Linked DNA regions of Homo sapiens: all the other regions are linked to region 2. Evidence: chromatin loops called from intact Hi-C (ENCODE). Cell type or tissue: heart left ventricle. All regions are shown on one strand.

Region 1 (8,000 bases), 670 kb before region 2:
TAAATTCTCTGTGGAACAACACTAAGAAAGATAAAGAAAATGAATTTCTACTTTCCCTTAGTTTTAAGTCTAGAAATTTCTGACTGCTTAAACTATACATACCTCACTTTTAAAAACACCAGAACACCCACAGATAATGTCCTGAATTGATACCATAAATGGCAACGTCAAAAGACATGCACACACAACAAAAAAACTAAACACAAGGCTTATTTAAATAATAATAGTAAACTTTCATGCAAAAAACATGTATAGGCATATTGTTTGGAAACATCTTAAATTTAAAAATTGCTTGGAAGCATACCATAACTCTGCTAGAACTCTTGAATGACAATTAAATAAATTGAAATCATAAAATCACTGAGCTTAAATCACCTCAGAGGCCCTTTAATCCAATACTCTAAGCTCTGTTGGAAAATTTCTAATGACAGGTAACTCACTATTTCAGGAAGTGTTTCAGTCAAACATCTAAAAAATTCATTTTGTAATGAGCCAAAAGCTTTTCCCACATAACAGCATTTCAAATATTTGAATCCCATGATCATGTACACTGCAACCAGCCCTACATCCCTACCAGCCAAGTTTTTTCTCAAATTTTACTTGCCTCTCTAAATGGAAAAGTTAACTCTCACTAAACAACTGCCTCTCTTTTTTATTTACATGGGGAGCATGATGTAATGGGAAGACCTCTGGAGAGAAAGTTAGGAAATCCATGTTTGAGTTTTTTTTTTAATTTCCTGAATGAACTCTTTGTGCTTTAGTTTCTTCTTATAAGATGAGGAAGATAATCTAGAGGGTCTCTTAAAGTATTTACCAATTTAATCTTGTACTCTATATTAAATAATTATACCTACATTGAAATTTAACCTCATTTACTGCAGGTACAGACTGTTGCCTGGGAAGCAGGAAAAGCAGTATACAGGAGTAGGGGGGACAGATTTTTTTTTTTAACTATATGAGTTTAAAGAATAGATGGAATCAAGAAATGAAAAATACAAAATGGATGGAACCAAGAAATGAAAAATACAAAATGGATGGAATCAAGAAATGAAAATTATAAAATATAAAAATAAATATACTATTCTGAAAAGCCAATTTTATGTACAAATGATTAATCTATGTCAAATGTGGAGATAAATGTCCAAAAGATAGAGAGAGTATTTTACCTTATGTTTAGTAGCTTCAACGCATTTAGCAGCACTCCCCTTTTTACATCATAGTCTATTTTCTGATCAGTTCCAAAGCTTGGGGCTCGGTTAATCTGAAATTTACAAAGAAGACAATATTGGAAGGTAAATAAATATTCAATACATATTTGTTAATCCAATGTGGGATCTCTAGCCAGTAGAACAACTCTACATTAAACCTCAAAGCTTTACATGGCAGATGGCCCAGTTGTTATTGCCACATCTCCATTCTGCATCACCCTAGGTCAACAAATTGCAAGGGATTGACTATTAGCACCATCTCCTTCCCAAGGCTGCCTTAGTTTAGGAGCTTTACTGTCAGTATAGGCTGGCCTCTCCCTCCATTCCACTCTCTCCACTACCCCATGCAATTTAGGTTTTTTAAGTTTAGGAAAGTTAAAAGTGATTTAGCCTAACAAAAAGGAAATAGTGATATTCATCATGTTACCAACACAGTAATAATTATATCAACACAATAATAATTATATACATCTATATATTTAAAATATGGAAACTATCAGTGCTCCCTTTTCACTGCCTCAGATCTTCAGGAATTCATTAAGATGAAAAATAAAAGAGCTGGAGTGTTTGTTTTTGTCTTTGTTGAGTCTTGTTACTATTGTCATTGTTATAAAAATATAACTGGAATAGCTGATGTTTAAGAAAATTTCTTAATCAGTTAAATCGGTTGGTTAGAACACTGCTGAGTTCAACACAACAGCTTAGCTTCTTGACCACCAACTAATCCCTTAGGCTATCTCAAACATATGTATATATGCTACTAGTCACAGTTATACACATCTGTCACCACAAGAGACAAAACAATTGAAAGCATTCATTCCACAACTTGCACCTGAAGAAATATCACATTATAATCAAGAAATTACCCAGGAATACAACATCTTTAATTAGAAATGTGTCACAGGTTCACCGCAGAAAAATAAGTAAAACTAAGGAAAACAAATAACAAAAGATACCTGTAATCCCACTACTTAACACTTAGTGTCGTGTTAACCGTTTGGTAGATAGTATTCCAGATATTTTCTATGTATACATATTTAAAATATTCATTTTACCTTCCAAATGCATGTCTATACTAACCATACTTTATTTTACATTCCAAGCTTTTCTCTTAATAATGTATCATGAAAATCTTTCATCATGCCATCATTTTGATGGATGCATGGTACTCCTTTTATAGAGATATGCCATGTTGTATTTTGATTCCTTTGTTGATTTCTGATTTAAAAGGTGGTGGACACATTCCTTTATTTGTGATATAGTCTCAAGGAGAAGGAAATAGCTTGAAAACGGCAATAACATCCATTTATTATAGGTCAATTTGAGAAAGGGAGTTTATTAATCTATTACGAAAGCTCTAAGCATTTCCCTTTGCAAGTGCAAAGAAAGGGTAAAGTAATATATTTTATGGGAGAAAAGTTTCAACCATACTGATTCAAATTTCTGGAGTTTATAATACAACTAATGACAGTGTTGCCACTATATGTGACATGGTTATAAACTAAACCAGACATTAAAGAACTGATGAGTCAGTGGTCCATTGGCATGTTATCTGTCTTTGTAGAATTCCTCAGAGTTTCCATTCCAAATTTCAGTGTGGAATTGTGCCAGGCATATCCCTCCTCCAGGATGGTACTGAGGTCTTGGTATAAAGCCATCTCAGATCTCAATCTCTCTCTCTCTCCTTACCTATTTCAAATTTTTCCCTCTACTATAAGATAAATTGGTCTATGAAGAGGTATACCCACACAAGATAAACTATTAATAATATGTGGAAAGGCAGGAAACCTTTTTCAATTTAGGTTTTCATTCAGGGTTGTTCTTGTTTTTTTTTTTTTAAGTTTTATGAGAAAGGTAAAGAAAAAAAATAAAAGAAAAACCACAAATGGCTGACAGAAGAAACTAAAAATTAGTGTTCCACCCAGCCAAAATTCTCCTCTATAATGAGATGATTTATTTGGTTCTCATTTCCTACCCCAATTCTAAAACAGACAAAACATAGATGTTAAAGTCTCAAAATTCAACAGCTTGTAAATGCATTAAGAAATGAAAATTATTATAAAATATATATTAGTAAACACTATTTTCAACTGTCCTAAAAAGTTTTATCAAAACAATCACTTTTTCCACAAATTAAAGTATCCATAATAGCTTCTGTGCTCCTAAGTTAGTGCTGTTCCCTCTGCACCACAGCCTTTCCCCACCCCTACTTTATCTCTCTCAGCCCCCAGCCCCTACCCCAACCTTCTGTAGCCCTACAATCTTTGCTCAGGTGTTTCTTCTGTAAAGATTCTTTTTAACTCTCCGATACACACAGGTACACAGAGATATTAATCATGCTATTGTTTTTGTCATTTCCCTTTTACCTACTAGTACTTATAACTATTACCATAAAATGCACATCTGAATAATGGCTACACCAGGGCAAGTATTCTGTCTTCTTATATTCCCACCACCTAACACAATGACTATAACTTAGTAGGTTCCTGTTTAATTTAAGAGTACTTAAAACTATTGGTGGTATCTTCATACTCCACCAAAGTTCCATGTTTTTCCTAAAAAAATGTTTTCTACTTATGAAAATTTGTGCAATTCTGCCACTAGCAATCAGTCCCTGAAATTATTCTGGTTAACTAAAAGTTATCACATACCCAGAAGCACCTTCTACCTTATTCCACTTGATGGCGCCAAAAGGTTTTTAACAATGTATATTAGCCCCACCAAAATATCAGCAGGGAGCAAAACACAAGGCAAGATTGAAGATTCTTTTAACTGTTTTAATATAACAAATGTTCATTATTCACAGCTCTTGGTTATTGTGGAGTGTTTTAATGGTTCTGATTGATCTAGAAACAACGAAGGAAAGAGTAAAGAATGAAGAAACATTCATGCAAACAATGGTTATTTTGAATCTTTTAAAATCCAGAATTCAACCATTCAGTCAATTCTGATTTAGCAAGCTAATGGAAAGCTCTAGTGAAGCAAATGTTTCTTCTAAAAAGGTAACTAAGATATCTATAAAGTCATTATTTCCTACTATCCTCCTTATGCATGTGCCTTCACTTTTTCCCCACTCCATCAATGACAAAAGAAAAGTAACAGGGGCAGAAGACAATATAGCTAAGAACAGGAAAGGACTGCTGCAGAAAAAGTAAGAAATCTAAAGAAAACTTCAGGCCTTAGCAAGATGAAGGGTCCATAGTGCATAGTCAAGTGTTTTCATATCCAAGGAACGGAGGAAGCAAAGGATAAGTAAAACTTCCTCACATTTATCTTATCTCTAAGACCCAGGCTGGAGCAAAATATGAACATCCAACAGAGAGAACTGCATTTCCTTGGAGACACAATACATGTTACTGTTTAAAGTAGATGTGACCACACATAGGCGCGCGCACACACACACACACACACAATCTTTGGCCCTCAAATTAGAAAAGTGTCATTTCTTTGAAATGTATTTTTAGTATCATCTCACCTACCACTCATTTAATTTGCTTATGCAAACCTTGATATTACACACACAACTTCTAACTTATAAATCACTAACAAAAAGAGAGATACTTGATTTAAAATGAAAGGTAGTGGTTGACTACATCTTCTACAGCTGTATGTTCCTGATTACGTTTCCAAAACATGATATTTAAGCGGCCACGAGAAGGTGTGTAAACCCAGATCAAGGAGCTTAAAGGGAACTGCTGGATGGGATCTTCTGGACCACGTGACTTCTAAGGTTTCTTCTGGGTAATATAAATATAACTAGCAGGAAAAAATATAAAAATTGTCAACAGAGATAATTTTTACTTTCTCCTTTTTACTATTCTGTATGTGTTACATGACCTTTTATCATCCAAGAAAAATAATGGTAACTCTCACCCTACCAGGGACTGGCAGCAAACCTGAAGGCATACAGTTGACAGTCTCCCTGAGGGAAGCCCCAGGTATATAACATGGCCTTAAAGGAGAAATTTACCACCTGGGGTATCGAATACTGAATACTGATTAATGAACCAATTGGAGCCTCTCGGAGAGTCTGAAGGGGAGACACACTGAAGGCAAGATCCTGAAGCCCAGGCACTCACAGAGAGGAGAGACACTATCCAGAACTCATGATGTGGTAGAAGCCAGGAGGCTGAGAAAATAGTAGAGCAAGTAAGCAACAAAACAGTAAAAGCACCTCCACACTTCAATCCCAAATACCTGGCCTAGAAACTCAGCTGATGCTAATTTGGGAAAAGTAATATCAAACACTGTGATTCATTCTTAGAACTGTTCTAGTCCCTGAATTTTTATCCTCTTCTTCCCACTTATTCCATTCAGCCTTCATTCTGGACAGTTAATGGGACAACTGTGTTAAGTACACATTTTTAAAGCATTTATTTTAATACGTAAGGACAGTGATAACTCTTCTTTTTTCTTAAAGAATGCCTTACCTCCAGAAGCCATGGCTTTAGTTTTCTATCCAACAAAATATCAAATCCCAGGACTTCAAAGCAGACACTTTCGCTTCCTGGAGGTTGACCAGGTCTACACATTCGATAGGCATGCAGGACATGAGGTTCTGCTACAATCAGGGTCTTTACCACCAATTCCTATAAGATTGTGATAAAAGAAGTGAAAATGCCTTTGTATCTCATTTCATATGTGCAAATATAACCGGGGCCCACAAACTGGCAGCCTGGCCAAGTTTACAAAGCTCTGTGGCATCTAGCCCCTGCCACTGCTCTGACTTCATTCTTCACTCTTACCCCTGCCCACTGCACTCCTCACACTTGCTTTGGGTTCCTCAAGTAAGTGACACTTCTTCCTATCTTAAGTCCTTTGAGTTAGCTGTTCCCTCTTGTGGAATAATCTTTCCCCTATATTCCCAAGTCTGGCTCTTAGACATTCAGAGAGGCCTTCCTAACCCTCAAGTTAAAAGCAGCCACCCTTCATTTCTTACTGCACCACTACACACAGCATATAACAAGCTGATATTTTTCTTTTTACATTAGAGAAGGGTCCTTGTCTGACTTATTTATAACACCATTCCCAGTGCCTACAATAGTAGCTGGCATTTAGTAGATATTCAAGTAAATCTACTACTTTGTAAACAAGTAAAACAAAGCTGATAAATGTGGTTTCTATATGTTAAAAACAAGTAAGGTAGGAGCATACGCTAGCCCCATCCAGAAGAGATGAGGGTGACAGGAAGGAAAAATTCCAAGGAGAGTAAATTATTTCACAAACACCAGTAGAGAAACTCCACTTAGATAAAGGCTGAAAGGGCTGGAAGACAAAATCTTGAGAGTTGAGTTTCTTTATTCAGTGATGATTTTGTAGTGTATAAGTTTTATCTGAGAAGACTGTTACCAATTAAAAGACTGGCTCTCAATATTTTCTGAGAGAAAACACATAATACTACTAGGGTGAGTTATTAACCCTAATTTTTAAAAAGTTGTTTTACTGAAGTTTCAGAATAAGCTGTAGGAGAAAAGCTGTCTCATTTATTTTTGCTCAGAAGACACTGTCATTTTAACTCCCTCTCTACAGGTATAGGCAATAGAAAAAGACAGTTAAGAACCTGGCTCTAAAATAGGCTTCTTATGTTTCTTCCTGGCTTTGTAACTTGTTAGCTGTGCAACCTCAGTCATGTTGCTTAAACTTTGTGTGTCTCATTTTTCCTAAATATAATCTGCAAAAGGTTAATGTAAGAAAAAAATGAGATTCCATGTAAGACTCTTAGCATAGAGCCCAGAGTACTATTATTGTTACTGTTACTCTATCATTCCTCTAGAATTCCACCTTATATATCAGGTTAGACTCAAATATTCCACTACCTGGTGGAACAATATTTATTCTATGGGTGATAAAAGGGAAGACAGAAGTTAACCTCACTGTTACCCAGAACCACAATCCAGTTTATATTTGGGAATAAGTATCAGATGTCCCATGAGAGGCTGTTTTCAAAAAATTTTGTTCAAGGTTAACAAATTCATGACAGCACCATAGCATATAAAATAAAAGACAAAAAGCCACTTTATATAAATCTTCACCAATATTACTGAAACCACTTGAGAGCAGAAAAAGTTAAAACTTTGACTGATAAGTATCTGTATGGAACAGTACGGGCTGAGAGAGGGGGTGGGGACTGATTATTAATCAACAGACCCTGAATTACAAATCTGTGTTTTTGCTACGTAGAAAATAACCTGCTTTTAGATTGTAAAGGCAAGTTTTCAGTAGATGTGAAAATGAGGAGTCATATAAACAAACACAAATGAAATTCCACTACTGTTTTTGAGAATTTACAACATAATATCACTGCTTTAAAACGTGATTTGTAGATTTATACCTTAGGTATACAAAAAGCAGTAAGGATAGTTTTTTTTTTAATGATTATACTCATTTTTAATCTCCATGGCTTGATTTTCTACTGATTTTTATTATTGACCAGAACAAAAGTACAGAGCTCTGTTCTTCACGGAAGGTATTGATGAATGCTGCTTTTCATATATTGATAGTTACCTTTTAGAGAAATTGCCCGGGTTATTAAAAATAAGTTATAAATTAAATTCAGGGAATTTGTAAACTAAGACATCAAGATAAAAATTTACTGCATAATTGCTTTCTCCACCTCGTCCTGTCATTCTCTTTTTATATTATCCCATTGATTCACCTTAAACAGTTATCTATATAAAGTATACCAATTCTTAATAAAGACAGCCAATTTTCAAATAATTACATAAATGCAGACAGGTGTTTGACAAGATAATTAAAATAAAAGTACTTGAAAAGCTAGATTTATTAACTGAT
Region 2 (8,000 bases):
TGCTCCATTATAGTACTTGATACACAGGTAGATAAATCCTGTTCTAAGGAGCAGACAAACAGACGAGGAAAGTTAAAACATACAGCTCTAGGAATTGTACTTTACTTAAGCCTCAATTTAGACAAATTAGACTATGTTAGTTCAGTTAGGAACAATAATATATTCTCATCACATGTGAATCTTCTGTAAGCTGTTTTGAAATAGAAGGTTAATAAAAGCTTAGAGGCCTAAGCATTCAATTCTGTTCTGGGATTTTCAACACTTACTATTTTTACTGGAACCCTTCATATGGGGTTTTCTTAAGACATTTTGGTGGTAGTAGAGGTGGTGAAATTAAGGCAAAAAAGAAAAACAAGTTGCTATTTCATTATAGGGGTGGGGACAGAACAAGGCTGAAGGGGCAGGGACCAGGGGTGAGGAAATGGGGCAGACAATGACCACTCATTGAGAACATTTTGGTTAAAAAAATGCCAATAATAGCACACAAATGGAGTAGGTGGGTAGTGTGACTCGGGGAACTCTGTGTGTTGAAGGTTTGACTTAAAACTATGCCCAACAGGAAGAGCATGGGGCTGGGGCTGGGGCAGGTTTGGGGGTTGGGAGGCAGAGGCGTTGTGGGGAAACACTGAAGGCTGAAGATGTCTGGAAGAGGGTGATTCCCGAGGAAATGAAGTCATGAGATGCAGGGCACGGGTGGAAGCTTTAATCCTGTGATCAGGGAAAAGGAGCAGCTTGTGGGGAAAGGCTTGGTCTTAGAGGCTGGGAACCCAGCACAGGCCTGCACTGTTTGCCCAACAGATCACCCAAAACGCACTTGGACTCAACTCAAGTGTCTTCCCTTCTGAAGCTCTGTGCCCTTAGAATCCAGTTTGGACCAGGTACGGCAGCTCACACCTGTAATCCTAGCACTTTGGGAGGCAGAGGCAGGTAGATTGCTTGAGCCCTGGAGTTCAAGACCAGCCTGGGCAACATGGCGAAACCCCATCTCTACAAAAAATACTAAAAATTAGCCAGGTGTGCTGGCATGTAGTCCCAGCTACTCAGGAGGCTAAGGTGGGAGGGTCACCTGAGTCTGGGGTGGTTGAGGCAGCAGTGAGCCATGATCATGCCACTGCACTTCAGCCTGGGTGAAAGAGCAAGACCCTATCTCAAAAAAAAGTCAATTTATGCCACATAGATCTGATCATAAGCTTTTGTCCTTAAGTACTTCATTGCTGTTGTTTGTTTGTTTGTTTTGAGACGGAATCTCACTCTGTCGCCAGGCTGGAGTGCAGTGGCACAATCTCGGCTCACTGCAGCCTCCACCTCCCAGGTTCAAGCAATTCTCCTGCCTCAGCCTCCCAAGTAACTGGGACTACAGGCACATGTCACCACGCCCAGCTAATTTTTGTATTTTTAGTAGAGACGGGGTTTCACCATGTTGGCCAGGATGGTCTCAATCTCCTGGCCTCATGATCCGCCCGCCTCGGCCTCCCAAAGTGCTGGGATTAGGGGTGTGAGCCACCGTGCCCAGCCCATTGTTTTTAAATTACAAAGTCTACACCGGTGAGCTAGCATGTGAAGCCCAGTTCTGTTTCTCACCATTTTCCTCTAACCAATCCTACCCACTATGCTCTGGCCTCCCAGTGGTTTCAGAGTATGGTCCCTGGACTAGCAACATGAGTATCACCTGAGAACTTGTTTAAAATGCAAAGTTTCAGGCCCTACTTTAGATTTAATGAATCAGACACTCTGGAGGAGGGATCCAGCAATCTGCTTCTTAACAAGGCTTCCAGGGCCTTCAGGTGCAGGCTCAAGTTTGAGAACCACTGGGCAGGTTCTGCTGAACTACTGGCTCTTCCCTACGCTCCACTGTATGACATCTCCATGCCTTTGCGCATGCTGTTCTCTCTGACCAAAAGTCTTTTCTCCCTTCCATTCCTGTTTTTTAAAAGTTAAATCAAGGATTATTCCCTCTATAATTCCTTTCCTGTTCAGCTCTTTCTTTCCTGATTATGGTGACTGCTACTGTCACCCTTGCATCCACGGAAACGAGTGAAAATGTCTATCATTCATAGGCCATGCTTTGTTGTCCTCATGGTTTATGTGTCTGCTTCCTCAAAAGACAGCAAGCTCCCCAAGGTAGTGACCATATTTGTCCTGGCACAGTGCTGGGGCTCAGAAAATGTTTGTTGCGTTGACATGTTACTGAAAAGCAAAGTGCAGAGAGGGGAGGGAAGAAAAGGGAAAGTGAAGAGTGTGCAAACGATCAACAACTACCACAATTAGAAAAGCTGGCACTGATTGAGTTCTATCTGTGTGATAGGTTCTGTGCTAATGCTTCGCAGGGACTGTGTCATTTAATCTTCCCAACAATTCTGTAGGTTTGATTATCCTCAATTAACAAGAGATGGAAATTAAGGCATAGAGAAGTTATAGAATGTACCCAAGTTGCCCCTTGGTGTACATAGTAGAGCCAAGATTCACACACACAGTTTTCCTCCAGGGTCTATGCTTTTTTTTGTTTTTCTGTTTTTTTGCTTTTTGAGGCAGGGTCTCACTCTGTAGCCCAGGCTAGAGTGCATTGCATGATCATGGTTCACTGCAGCCTCGACCTCCTGAGCTCAAGTAATCCTCTTGTCTCAGTTTCCCAAGCAGGTAGGACCACAGGTGCCACCACACCTGGCTAATCTTTAAATTATTTGCAGAGAAGGGGTCTCACTTTGCTGCCCAGGCTGATCTCAAACTCCTGGCCTCAAGTGATCCTCCTGCCTCTGTCTCCCAAAGTGGTGGTGTTATATGAGATAGAAAGAAATTATTTAGGTAGACAGTTAGGGTAAAGTGAGTCCCAGCAGAAGACTTTCCTTCTAACAAAAAGTAGCTCAGAAATAGCTCCCTTTCTAACCTCATGCAGTTCAAAGAAATCACTTCTAACAAAGAACAGCCCGAAAGATCAGGCTGTAAAAACACAGATAAACAACTCAGGCTCAGGAGATGGGGAGTCTCCTAGGTAATCACCAAACTTCACACTTATACAATGGACCCCAGTAAAAACAGTGGGCCTTAATAAGCACATTCCTTTCCTTTTAGGCACACTAAGATAGGGAAGCTAAAAGTGGACTGGGGGGAGATGCCAGCAGCTGCAGGAAGATGTCTGGGAACAGACACAGAAATTCTCCCTCCCAGATAAGCAAAACAAAGCAGCACAAAGCAGCGCAGACTAAGAGTCTGTCTACATGATCAAGGAGTGAGGTGAGAGCTGATAGAAAACTCTACTCTATGCACATAGCACACCTGGTTCCAACTAAATCTTTGGGCCTCAGTAAGATAAGACACCCCCTCCTCACTAGCCCATTTATAAAAACCCTGACATTTTTACTACAACTTGGCAACCCACTCAGGATCCCTCTCTGTGACAGAGAGCTGTTCTTTCCTTTTGCCTATTAAACTCCTGCTCCAGTCTCACTCTGTGTATGTGTGTCTGCGACTTCAATTTCCTTGGCCATGAGACCAACAACCTTGGTATTTACCCCAGACAATGAGGCTACTTCATTTGGGGGGCCCGTCCAGGATTTGAAGGTGAAATCATTGGAAGAGTGAGTAAAGGAGTGGACTCTCTACTTTCATTTCCGAGGCTTCTCGTCCCCAGTTTTTATTCTCTCAAAGAACTATAAAAAAATCGGGCATCTGTCAGCTAATTAATGAGTCACAAGGGCTAGCCGCTAATCTTAAAGACTCAGATGTGAAGCTTGCTGGGGAGGACTTAGTCAATCCTCCAGTGCCCTCAGGGTGCTGGGAACGTTGGCTCTGTCCAAACCAGTTTCCTTTCACTTTGCCATCACATGGGGCTGGAATAGGTCCTGGGGCAACTGAGGATTTCTGGCCAGGGCTACACCCTGGTGTTGTCCAAAGGCTCCTGGACTGACACCAGCCTCCGACTGCCTGACTGGGTGTCGGCCACAAGATTGCCAAGCTTTCCTATTGCAAATCTTATTTTCCTCCTTTCCTTTCCGAGGTCACCATGTCTCCCATCCCCTCTCTGTACACAATGCTGCGGGAATTTTTATAGCCCAGAGAAATAATTCAGTTAGGCAGGCTTAGCAACCACCTTGGCAACCAGAAATGCAGGTCAAGGGGATTGCTGTTTTTGTGACTTTCTACCGACAGGGGGATTTCGTGATCCAGATCTGAAAGACTATTTAACTCCTAATGATAGCACTTCCTGGGGTTGGGTAGAAGGTTATCTCCCCACCAATGAACATCCCTCTCTCCACCTAGGCTGTTTCTTTTCCCATGTGAAGAACCAGCACTACCCAGCCGGACTGCATAGTCCCTCTATGAGGCGAATTAACTTTCTCCTGCTAGGAGGCATGCTGTAGGAATGGCCTGCCACATGTCAGACTTCCCTCTCTGTCCATACGGAGGCCAAGTTACTGCCTGGTATTTCAAAGCTTGCAGCGTCACCTAGTGGAATAGGAATCCTTTCCATCGGCAACCTCGTCTGCCCTTTGCCAAAAGCCTCTAGCTTTCCACTTTTTCTCCCTTTTACATCCCTCTAAAAGAGATCAAACCTTATGTACCTCTGAGAGTGGGAGAACTCTGCTTTCAGCAGTGAGGAAAAAAATGTCCTCCAAAACCAAATTTTTGTCTCAATACTCTCTCCATTAGCAGAAAGGCTGCCATTTGACCCTTACATTCTCTTGAGACACCTATTCTGCTTGCAACTAGTATTTCGTCTAAATAGAAAGGGGATTTTATGTTTGGAAGTTAACTGGAACCACCATCTAAACATAAATTCTCTAGTCTGGTCCATAATAGCAGAGTATAAAGCTCAGCCCAGTACACTCCCTCCATTAAGGGGCCTTGCTTAAATGCAACTGTTACATAATCTCTCCTGATACCCATTCATCAAGGAGTCACACAGATCACACAAGTCTGAGAGGTCAAAGGGCAATTATCAGGCAAAGGACTAAGGTCACATGGGTAAGCGTGACTATCCCCATTACTTAGCTCCTCTGGGACCATGGTTTGAAGGTCACACCTGCAACCATGGGGAGGCACACACTGTGCTGGGACCCAGGGACCAAGGAGAGAGAACAGTCAGGGGGACACTCCCACTGTCATCCCCTCCACCCTGGGTCACACCAAAAAGAACAAGGAGACTGAGGGATGCCTCTCCTCTTGTCTCTTTTCCAGGATGGGTAGCAAGTCATTTTGGCTTGCACTCTGCTGGAGTACATTTTGAACTCCTTTGACACCCAAACTCTGAAGAAAAAGTGGCTCATTTTCTGTTGCACAAGGGTGTGGCCTTCTTACCCTCTCAGGAATGAACAGACCTGGCCAGCTAAAGGGAACCTTAACTTTAATCTTATCCAGCAATTAGATCTCTTCTGTAGATGGAAGAGCAAATGGTCCAAGGTTCTCTATGTGCAGGCTTCCTTTGCCCTGCGAGACAACCCAGACCTTTGCAAGCATTGCAAAACCAACTCAGCCCTCTTAGCAATCATATCAGACAGGTCTGTGGAGAGTAGTTCCCCTAAGTCAGAAGAGCAAGTTTTGGAGGAACCATTAGAGGCAGCTTCTAAGTGCCCCAGTCCTTCCAGTCCCCTTTGTCCAGGGCCCCCTCCAGCTGCACCATCAGCTCCTCCAGCTCCACCATCTCCAAAGCTCCCCACTGCCCAGACTTCACTCCTACCCCTACAAGAAATGCCAGATGGAAGGGGCACCATTAAGGTACTTATTCCCTTCTCATTGCAGGACCTTAGGCAGATAAATGGGCTGATTTCTTGATAACCCTAATAGATATATAGAGGCCTTCCAAAATTTAACTTAAGTGTTTTACCTCACATGGAGGGATGTTGTGCTGTTGTTTCTCAGCCAAACCCTCACTGCAGCTGAAAAGCAGACAGCTCTGCAAGCAGCAGAAAAGTTCGGAGATGAACAACATGTTCCCTATAGTGACCAAAAAGGAAAAGGGGAGATAAGGAAGGTGAGGAAATAACAGAAAAAAACAATCTCAATAGGGAGAGAGGCTATACCTCTTGACAATCCTGACTGGAATCCCTGTGACCCCATAGATGAATGGAAAAGGAAATACTTTTTAATGTGCATATCAGAGGGCCTAAGAAGGACTAGGACCAAACCTCTTAATTACTCTAAACTGTCCTTATTGAATCAGAAACCAGATAAAAATCTCCCTACCTTTTTGGAAAGGCTGAGAGAAGCTTTAATAAAACACACCTCCCTGTCTTCCAATTCAACAAAAAACAGGTTCATCACTCAGGCAGCCCCTGATATCAAAAGGAAGTTGCTGAAACAGGCCATGTCTAAAAATCTTTCTAGTTTTTCTCACTCTCAAGTTGAAACTTTGCAGTATGTAAATGACACTCTCCTCTGTGCCCCATTCAAGGATGTCTCAGGAAGGCACTAAGACTCTTCTCAATTTCTTAGCTAAAAGGGAGTATAGGGTCTCAAAATCTAAAGCTCAGCTCTGTCAAACTTCAGTAAAGTACCTAGGCCTAATCTTATCAGAAGTGTGGGGGATCGGTCAGGGTGGTGAAAAAACTATAGGGAAAGGACACAAACCTTCTGAAAGGTCGGAAGTTTCTGCAGAGCCCCAGGGAAGAATGGCTGAAGACAGCTGTTCTATAACCCTAAGGCAGAGGGCAAGGAGTAGGTACAAGGGAGTGTGGGGGAATTTATCTTAAACCGGTTTGTTTACTTATGTTGACCAGGAACTGACCTTGGATCATCCCCATGCAACATTCCCTGAAAGGGGAACAATAAATGTTAATTACCTGCAGGTTGTGTTGGCTCCAGGTTTTCGGCATTGTGCCTGCACTGAATAAAAGCAAACAGCTCCAGCTTCTCGGGACTGCTGTCTGGCCACTGGAGCCAGGCAGTCACCTAGCTGCTCTTACACTGCATACCTGTGTCTGAGTACTCATTTCACCCATCGGCCAAGGTCTGTGGGACAGACACAGCACAGAAGGAACCAGAGTACCAGGTGAGGAAAGGATTAACCCCGTTTCCTTTAAGAGTTAAGAAAATTATTGGGCATTACTGAATTTTGCAAAATGTGGGCATTACTGAATTTTGCAAAATGTGGGCACCAGGGTATGGTGAAATAGCTCATCCTTTATACCAACTCTTAAAAGAAACTCAAGCAGCTCCCTAACTTGGGAACCTAAAACACAAAAGCCTTAAACCAGCTAAAGCAAGCCTTGCTTAAAGCACCAGTTCTCAGCCTTCCCATAGGGAAGGTATTTAATCTTTATGTATATTGGAAAGGAAGAAAATAGCCCTGGGAGTTTTGACTAAGACTGGAGGTCCAGCTCTACAGCCAATGGGTTAACAATGGGGAATAACTTAACTGTTTAGCTCCACGCAATATAACAAGACTACTGTCCTCTAAGGAAAGTCTGGCTAACAGACAATTGCCTCCTCAAATATCAAGCTTTGCTGCTAAAGGGATCTGCAGTCCAGTTGAAAACCTGCCACTTCCTGAGCCCAGCCACTTTCTCCCAGAGAAAACTGGAGAACCTAAACATGATTGTGAACAAGTAGTGGTGCAAACTGGGGGAAAAATGGTAAGAATCACTGTTTATCTTCACTGTAAAGTTTTATTTGTGAAAAAGGATTTTCCTAAAGAGCACTCAGCTTAATTCAAAGTGGATATCAAACCTATGGGTATATTTTAAAGGCCTTTATGTTTTTCTCTTTATAGATCTTGTTTTCCTGGAAAAGGTCTTTTTTTCTCAGTCAACTGAGAAAACTGTGACTTACCACTCTTGGTGCATGCATGAAAGACCCTAGAATGACTTCTGGTAGCCTGGGACTCCTTGGGAAAACAGAAAAGGTGCCACAAATCCCATTTTGGGAAAAATCTGTTTTCCTCATGGAACACCTGGAATTAAAGGTGAATAAGTAGTTCTCAAAATCTATCTTTGTCTTCCAGCTTTGCTTGTTTATTAGGCCCTGGAAACTGTATTCCTAGCCCTGTTCTTAAAGGGTCTCACCAG
Region 3 (8,000 bases), 480 kb before region 2:
GAATATGATTTTTTTCATTGTTCAGAAGCTGGAGCTGGAAGTGACTGAAATACTTCTGAGAAACCTTATTTCCATGACCATGCTTGTCATCAGAAATACATATTCAAATATCATAGAAGAGCATCTAGTGGGGAGAACTTTATTTTTATCCAAAACTTTAAGAACAAGGAGTCCAGGAAATATATTTTATAGCTTTCCAACCTGTCCAACTATTAAAGAAGGAGAATGGAAGGGACATTGAATGAACCAATTTACAATATCCAGCATGGTCCACTCTTTTGGCTGTTCATCACCTATTTATACCCTTCTACTGATGCTTTCAAAGAATGGCAATTACACTATTCTACAGCTAACTTAATGCTACTGTCCTTCATATAAATGAAAACACTCAACTTCTACCCAAAAAGAGAGATCTAAAAATCCATCAGCCCGTATATCAATTTCTAGATGATATTCACTCATATCATTTAGCCATAATATCACCTTGACTTTCCACAGCCCTAGTACTAAATTATAAAGTTAATGACCACGCCTTATGTAAAATTCCTGGGGAAAGGCAAGAAGGAAATTGATGTGTTTATATGTACACACATACATAGGCACACATATAGCATAGCAAGGTGGCATTTATGAGTAGCTGCTATAGTCCTTGTTCTGTTTGAAAGTTGCTATAAATTTCCCACTGCAGCATATAAGTGTAGAAGGGATTCTTTTTCAGGGTAGTAGTTTAGACCATCATTCTTGAATCATTGAGACCTTGGTAGTGTTTCCTATATTGGAATACTGAAGTCTTCTCTGTTTTTATACTCAATATGCAAATTACAAGAAAGTACCCCACCTCCATCTATAACACAACTTTATGTCTCAGTAATAACCAGGATTAATCACTCAAACAGAAGTAACTTTCCTTTTCGGCCTGTATTTTTCAGTGAAATGTGACCAGAATGCCCAGCTGGCACTCTAAACTTCTGGTTCAAGGGATTAATTGTTACAGGTACTCCCCATACTTGAAGAGTACTTCTAAATTCATATTTCTTGAAGAGTACTTCCAAGGGTATTAAAATGTCTCAACTGTTAAAGAGTCCAAAGTTACAGAGACAAGAAGTAGAAAATTTTCAAATGGGTAACTTATCATACTATAGTTCATTAATTTTGACATACATACTTTTGTCTCACATTTTAGTGTATTCGAAATTAGGATGCTTCCTAAAATGATGACATCAGTCAGGCAATTCTTGTGATGTGCTTGTTATTGTCTATACATGCACAAACATGAAAATGCGTATCAGCAGGTTGGAAGAAAATATAGGAGATGGTAGTAGAGCGCCTCAAAAAATACTGTATCAATATTTTTGATATAAAGAACAATAATTGTGTAAAAACACACAATAATGACTGTGCATCAAAAAATAGTCTGGAAGAGTCAGACTATGAATATGAAAGCATTTTAGGAATTTCTTAACAAGTTTAAAATTTTTTTCACTTCATATGTTTACAAGAGTGATATTAAAAAGTTATGTCTAAATAAATCAAAAATAGTTCTCTCTTAATAGGGAAAAAATTTATAACTGACAAAGTATCTCATAGTTTAATTGCTGTACATTTTTCTTTTTTTTCTTAGTGGTACATGATATAATGGTGATTTTTATAATTGATAGTCATAGATTCAGTGAAATAGGGTGGTGATATCTACCACTCCCACCTCCACCTTCTGGTTCCCAGATACTTGTTTTTTATGGTTGAAGAAACACCAGGTAATGGTCCCTGAGAAGTTTCTTTTGTGTATGAGCTACAAGATTTCAAGACTTTTCAAATCTTGATCTTAGGTAATTTTTGAAGTAACAATAATCACTAATAGTTTGTCTTTAATGTTCTTGTACTAGCTATCACGAGTTTTATGTATCTTTGTTATTGTTACTATTTTGTGTCAATTGCCAAGAGACTTAAACATCTTTTCTAACATGTTCATATTCTCTTGATTAATTACATTATGAAACAACATGCCTATTCATTATTTTTATTTGGAATTTTTCCTTTTTTCATGATTTAGTGTATTTGTTACAAAAAATAACTTGAATTCACTTTTCTATATAGGAACATTTTTATTGATTTTATGTCTCCTCTTTATAATCTCTTTCATATTTCATTATGTTTCTTCTAAATTTATCTTGTTTTTTTAATACATAAATTTGAAGATGAAAAAGGAGGTACTCCTCATATACATTCATGTATTATACATATATATTCATATACATATATATGTACACATTCAAATCACAAGTCTGTCATTTTTAACTTTTTAATTGAAAAATCCCCAAACTTCTTGCCAATCGTAGCTAAAACTGTACATTACCCCTAAACTTTCCCTTATTCAGATCTCTAAAATGCCTGGTGCCACTCCATTAGCACCTGACATAATGGAAAGTGTGAAGAAGGGGAAGTTGGAGAGAAAAGAGACAGCAATCTCAACCAATTGCTATTAAAATATCTTACTTTTGCAAGTCTTACAAAAGCATGTGTCCTTGTGAACACAATGCTAGAATCTCTCCCAGGGTATTAGAAGGGTTGCCTGCACTTGAGAGGTCCTGAAATTTAATCTCTGTTAGCTTCACAGTAAACCTGCTGTGGCCCTCAGATTTCAGTTCTCTTTGTGAGAGAAGCCCTCTCCTCTGGCTGGCAATTTATGATTCCCTTGCACACACTCTCTTTTCTGGGGTCTATAGGACATAAATGTATTTTCCCTGCTATTCCAAGTTGAGCCCCCTCTCAACATAATTCTTTTCACTCTGCCACTGAGCAGAGGTGGTTTTATCTACCATTTAGTACCTTTACATTTTGTACATTTGGTGAGTCCCCCCAAAACAGTCCCTAACTCTTATAAATCCTAGCAGATAGGGTACATGTTAAGTCTCTGAGTGGTTTCCTTGAAGCCCCTCAGTTGATTTGAGGTAAGGGTGACCTCCTGCCCTGAATGTGTTGCATACCTCATAACTGCTCCAAAACAATTCTCTCCAGCACTCTTCAGCCTCTCCCTCTGATGTAAATTGGCTAATGTTGGCAGATCTGGCTTTAAAATCTAGTTTCTGTGGGTGGTTTTATTTTTCATTTGGGAAGGCTGGTCACCTGATAGAAAAATAAAAATAACCATGTTAAGACAAATTGGTGTTTTAGCTGTCTGCTTAATTGCTTTTGGCCTTCAGTTTTCTCTTTGAAATCTTATACTCAATTGAGCAAATGTTTCTCAGTTGAGGGTTTATGTGTTCTAAGTCCTGTGATAGGTACCAGGAATGCAGAGATAAACAGATCCATTGTAAACAGTCAAATGTAATAGAAGAATCATATGGCTAATCTGCCATATATTAAGTCATAGTGTCTAAATTGCATTAAACCAGCTCAATATAAGAACAACTGTTTTCTTAAAAGTTATATGAGATTTTATAAAAGATTTTACCTTGCCATTATATAGTAATTATGATTGAACTTACCAAATTAAATGTAATGTGACGTTTACTAGTATTTTTCCATTAAATTGTTAGTGAATTAAAAGGACGTTTTGGAATTATATGGGGGATCTTTGGAAGACTTAATTTTTTCATGGGTTGTATAAATAGATTTATGAGAGGGAAAATGGATATTAGTTTCTGATATGGTAGTTTATGTGAGAATTTTATAGTTTGATTTGTATAAATAAAATAATGTTATTGCATATTTCTGGTACATTACACTTTTATTTGTATAATAACCTAAACTTGTGTTTATCTTATATTGCTAAAATTTAAGGTAATGACAATAAAAGATTTTTCTGGTATGTATGTGAAGCCTAAATGGCCCCATTCTGCCACCTTCTGGCTGACTCCGTAGCTTATAATATTGTGAGGTAAGTGTCATCTAACCGTTCTGCCATGGTTGGCAGCAGACCATATATTTGGGGCCTGGGTGATTTAAAACAGGGTCAGTTTAAGCAATAATGTAGTTCTAGTGCCTCAGGCTCACCTTTATTTCATAGTTCTAAAATGTGTTAGAATTTATTGGAATAGAATACCACATAGTGATGTATGAGATTGTTTCTCCCAGGGTATGGAGTTGTAGTTAATTTTGACTTTTCTGCAATACTAAAGTTTCTTCAGATATTACTTGATAATTAAAACTGTATCAACATGGTAAGCTATTTATCAGAATCATCATAAGAAAGTTACTTGGAGAGTGATATAGAAATGAAAGTTACTGAAATCAGCACCAATTCCTTATAGAGAAACTAATGGGTTCAGTAATCACTTACTAGAGTTCTAAAATAAAAGGAGAAACCATATGTACAACAACAAAGTACTAACAAAATCTTAGTAATTTAAACCTCTAGTTTTGTGACACTTCTATATATTGCCATTTATTAAAAAAAAGAATTTGGGAAGGCTTAAAACTTTTGGAAATGTAATTCATTTAAAATTGGTTTGATAAACTTTTTGGAGAGGGATAGAGAAAATAAAGTAGAACGCTATAAAATGTTGCAATTTGTGACCTTTTGCAGCACACTTAACCTCTTTGTCACTCTGGAAAATGGGATAATAATATCCAATATAAAGGTAGATTGTTGTGAGGAATAAATGCTTTATTTACTTCATGTGAAACACTTAGAATGATATCTGACATATAATAAGTTAGCATTGTTATAGTCAATCTTACAACATTTAGAATATGTTACATAGTCTAATATAAATGGATTCCAAAATATTCTAGGCAGTAAGCTTTGTATTTTCTTAACATTTTTACACTCAATAATATTAAATTAAAAGAGAGAAATTGAAGACTGGAAATGCATAGCTCCCTAAAGTAGTGTAGAAATATATGTGATATATTGGGGCCTAATAAAGGGCCTTTATTTCTGTCTGTGACTCATCTTTTAGATACCTAAAGCTATCTCATAAAAAAGCTATGGTATCTTGAAGAAATTAATCAATTTAAAAACATTTATTGAGTGTATACTGTGTGATCATCAGTGTGTTAGATTCTGGTAAGAAATGATATGAGAAACTCACAAAAAGAAGTATAAACATGCAATTACTACAATGTGGTCAGTACAGTAACGTGGGTGTTAATATATTTTAGGAACTAGAAGAGAAGAAATAACATTGAACTACACTTTGATTAACAAGTAGGAATTAGCTAGGAGAAAGTCGTCTTACATAAATGGAACTTCTATGCATGATTTTTGACTACTGGTTTACCTGAAGTTTCTTACATTTTGTATTAGTATAACTTTACAGCCTTTCATATCCAGAATGCTTTTACACACATTATCTGAAGAGTGAGGTTTTCAGGTTATTATCTGAATGGTGAAAATTGGGTTTCTATCGTAGTAATTATGGGTGAAGGGGAAATATGTGTTTTTTAAAACTGGACATTTGTAATGTTGCTGTCTGAGCCTATAGCCCCCTACCTTCACCTCTTTATGCTGTGGAGTCAGGCAACTACACTAGCAGTCAAATGCCTGAGGTTCGCAGTTTGCCCTATCAGTGCTCTTGAGGGTTCTCATGTGAGTGAAAGGAGTGACTATCCCATGCCCTGCACCATTTCTGTGGTGGTAGTGGTGGTTGAGGGAAGAAGTTTCATCTTCACATTTCAGGTATTTAGAAAGCCCATCTGGAGATTTAGTTATGGGACTACCTGGCTATAGTCTTGGCTAGGGCGTTAGTAGATCAATGAAATTTTCTCATCAACACGAAGGGCTCTAAGTGTTAAAGGGAGACAGTGCCCACATCAACCATGACTAGGAGTTTCACATGTCCATATTTCATACATTTTAGTACTCTGGAAATAGAATCCCACTTTCCTCATCCCCATCACCTTATTACATTTAAGTCTTGTGTTAATTTTCTATTATTGCTATAACTAAATAGTGGCTTAAATAGTGGCTTAAAATAACACCCATTTATTATCTCACTGTTCTGTAGGTCAGAATTCTGGCAGGCTCTTATCTGGAGTTTCTGGGGAAGAATTTACTTCCAAGCTGATCCATACTTCTGGCAGAATCCAGTACCTTATGGTTATAGGACTAGGGTCTCTGTTTCTTGGTTGACTGTCATCTAGGGGGCTCCCTTAGCTCTTAGAGCCCTCTCTCTGGTGCTTCTACATAGGCTGTAATATCTCAGAGCCAGTAATGGTGTGCTGATCATTCTCACACGTGAAATTTCATGACATGTTGCCATGGCTCTCTTCTGCTCCTAGCTGGACAAGGTTCTCTGCTTTCAAGAGCAAATTTTTTTAGATCGGGCCCACCTAAGTAATCCAGAGGAATCTATTTAGTCACTAATTAGTAGCCTTAATTACATCCGCAGAGTCCAGTTAGGCATATATTGAAACATATCCACAGTTTCCAGGCAGTAGATGGAATTAATAGGGGGAGCATTCTGCTTATCAGAAATCCATCGGGAGTTTAGAAAGAAGAGGAAGTACAGAGAGCCTACGACCTTTGGTATGCATTTCAAGACTCAGTCACAATTAAGAGGAGGATCTACTTAATAGTTAAAGAAAATTTAAACCATCTTTCTTCCCTAATACAACCAGAAGTATAAACTAGTTGTTAACAGATATGCATATGATTAAAATAAAATTTAGAAGGCAGTGATGTGTTTCAGACTCATATTCAGCTATCTTTTTGAAATCTCCATTTGTATGTCTAGTAAGCATCTCAAATTTAATATGTCCAATAGAATTTTTTATTACAACACCCCTCCAGCCCCTTCCTTCAGAAATGGGATAGTTCCCTTGACCCCTTCGCGGGACTCACAAAGGGATTGACTTGTTTACTCAGCTCGCAGCTCTCATCCCCTCACGGGACGGGGAGCATGCAGGTGAGTGGGTACAGGGACTGGGACAAGTGCTTCTGGGCATCCGCAGGAGTAGAATCCTGTGCAGTCCAGTGGAAGCTTCCTGGGGGGTGGGGGGGAGGGGAGGGGAACCTGTGACCTCCGGAGTCCTAGAGGGCATGTGTTACAGTGTGCTCATTTAGCTTTGCCATCCACAGACAACTTAAGTGTTTAACAGATCAGTGGAGGGTCAGGGTGACAGCCTTTTGCACCCGCCCTCTTGGTACCCGAGTACTTGTCTGGCATCCAGGAAGAATAAGGTCATATGAATGAATTGAAGGGTGGTGAATGTGGAGGATTTTACTGAGCAGTAGAAGTGGCTCTTGGCAGGATGGGGAGCTGGAAAGCGGATGGAGTGGGAAGGTGGTCTTCTCCTGGAGTTCAGCCGTCCCCTGTGGAACTCTTCTGCGAAGTCCTGCTGTCAAGCTGTTCCTCTGAAGTCAAGCTGCTTCTCTTTGATGTCCTTCTGCTGCCTCTCTTCTCTCCTCTGCCACTCTGCCACTCTGCTGGTGGGGCTTGGGGTTTTTATGGGTACAGGATGGGGAGGTGGGGACAGCCAACATGGTTTTGGAAAAGGCAAATTTGGGCAGGAAAACAGGAATGCATGTTCTCACTTTGGACTGCAGGTCCAGGCTTGAGAGTGTGGCCCTCGTTGGGGTCTGCCCTCTTCTACCCAGTATTTCCCCGCCTCCTGTCTATATCACTTCCTCACCCTTCCCCAGCTTAATAATAACTGGCATCACTACTTATTCACATGCTCAAGCCAAAAAAAGTAGGAATTATCTTTTATTACTTTTATTAATTTTCTGGGTTCAATGAATCATCAAATCTCCTTGTTTTTCAAAAATATATATGAAATCTGTCTGTTTTTCTTTCCCACCACAACCTCAGTTCAGGTATCCATCATCTCTTGCCTGGACTTTTGCAGTAGTCCTTAACTATTTTTCATGTTTCCATTCTTACCTTCCACCTACACAGAAGATTCCTGAATCCATTCTCTTCCTAGTAGTCATACTCTTTTTGCCTTATTCCTCTATCTGGGTCTTTAATTCCCAGCTTCATCTGCATGGCATACTCTTCTTCCATCTTTCTGTAAGTTCCTCTTTTCTTTGTACTTCAGGTCTTGACAGCTGTGTA

Evidence for each region. A loop is a pair of places that touch in the nucleus more often than their neighbours do. Peaks named below come from ENCODE experiments on the same cell type or tissue, not always from the same donor. Only the 100,000 strongest peaks of a DNase experiment are listed, where the experiment ranks them.
Region 1: it touches region 2 in a loop (4-fold over the local background); 15 of 110 quality-filtered maps call a loop at or near these places.
Region 3: a loop joins it to region 2, with 2.8 times the contacts of the local background. A loop is called at or near these places in 9 of 110 quality-filtered maps.

What each region holds. Positions count from the first base shown.
Region 1 is chr1:83,927,970-83,935,969 of GRCh38, forward strand. TTLL7 (tubulin tyrosine ligase like 7) reads right to left here. Exons shown (of 21, transcript NM_024686.6): 9 at 5,639-5,797; 10 at 1,167-1,261. Among named protein-coding and RNA genes, the nearest start is that of TTLL7-IT1, 52 kb to the right of the region's middle. In heart left ventricle, a CTCF peak has its summit at 3,895 (motif pointing right); no DNase peak of the experiment used is centred here.
Region 2 is chr1:84,600,320-84,608,319 of GRCh38, forward strand. All of the region lies in intron 2 of LINC01461 (long intergenic non-protein coding RNA 1461), which reads right to left. Among named protein-coding and RNA genes, the nearest start is that of LINC01461, 17 kb to the right of the region's middle. In heart left ventricle, a CTCF peak has its summit at 4,455 (motif pointing left); a DNase peak (open chromatin) is centred at 3,893; H3K4me3 peaks cover 1,299 bases; H3K27ac peaks cover 1,602 bases.
Region 3 is chr1:84,119,148-84,127,147 of GRCh38, forward strand. It overlaps a transcript of PRKACB not described here. Among named protein-coding and RNA genes, the nearest start is that of PRKACB, 21 kb to the right of the region's middle. RefSeq lists an enhancer at 3,768-3,917. In heart left ventricle, a CTCF peak has its summit at 3,834 (motif pointing left); no DNase peak of the experiment used is centred here.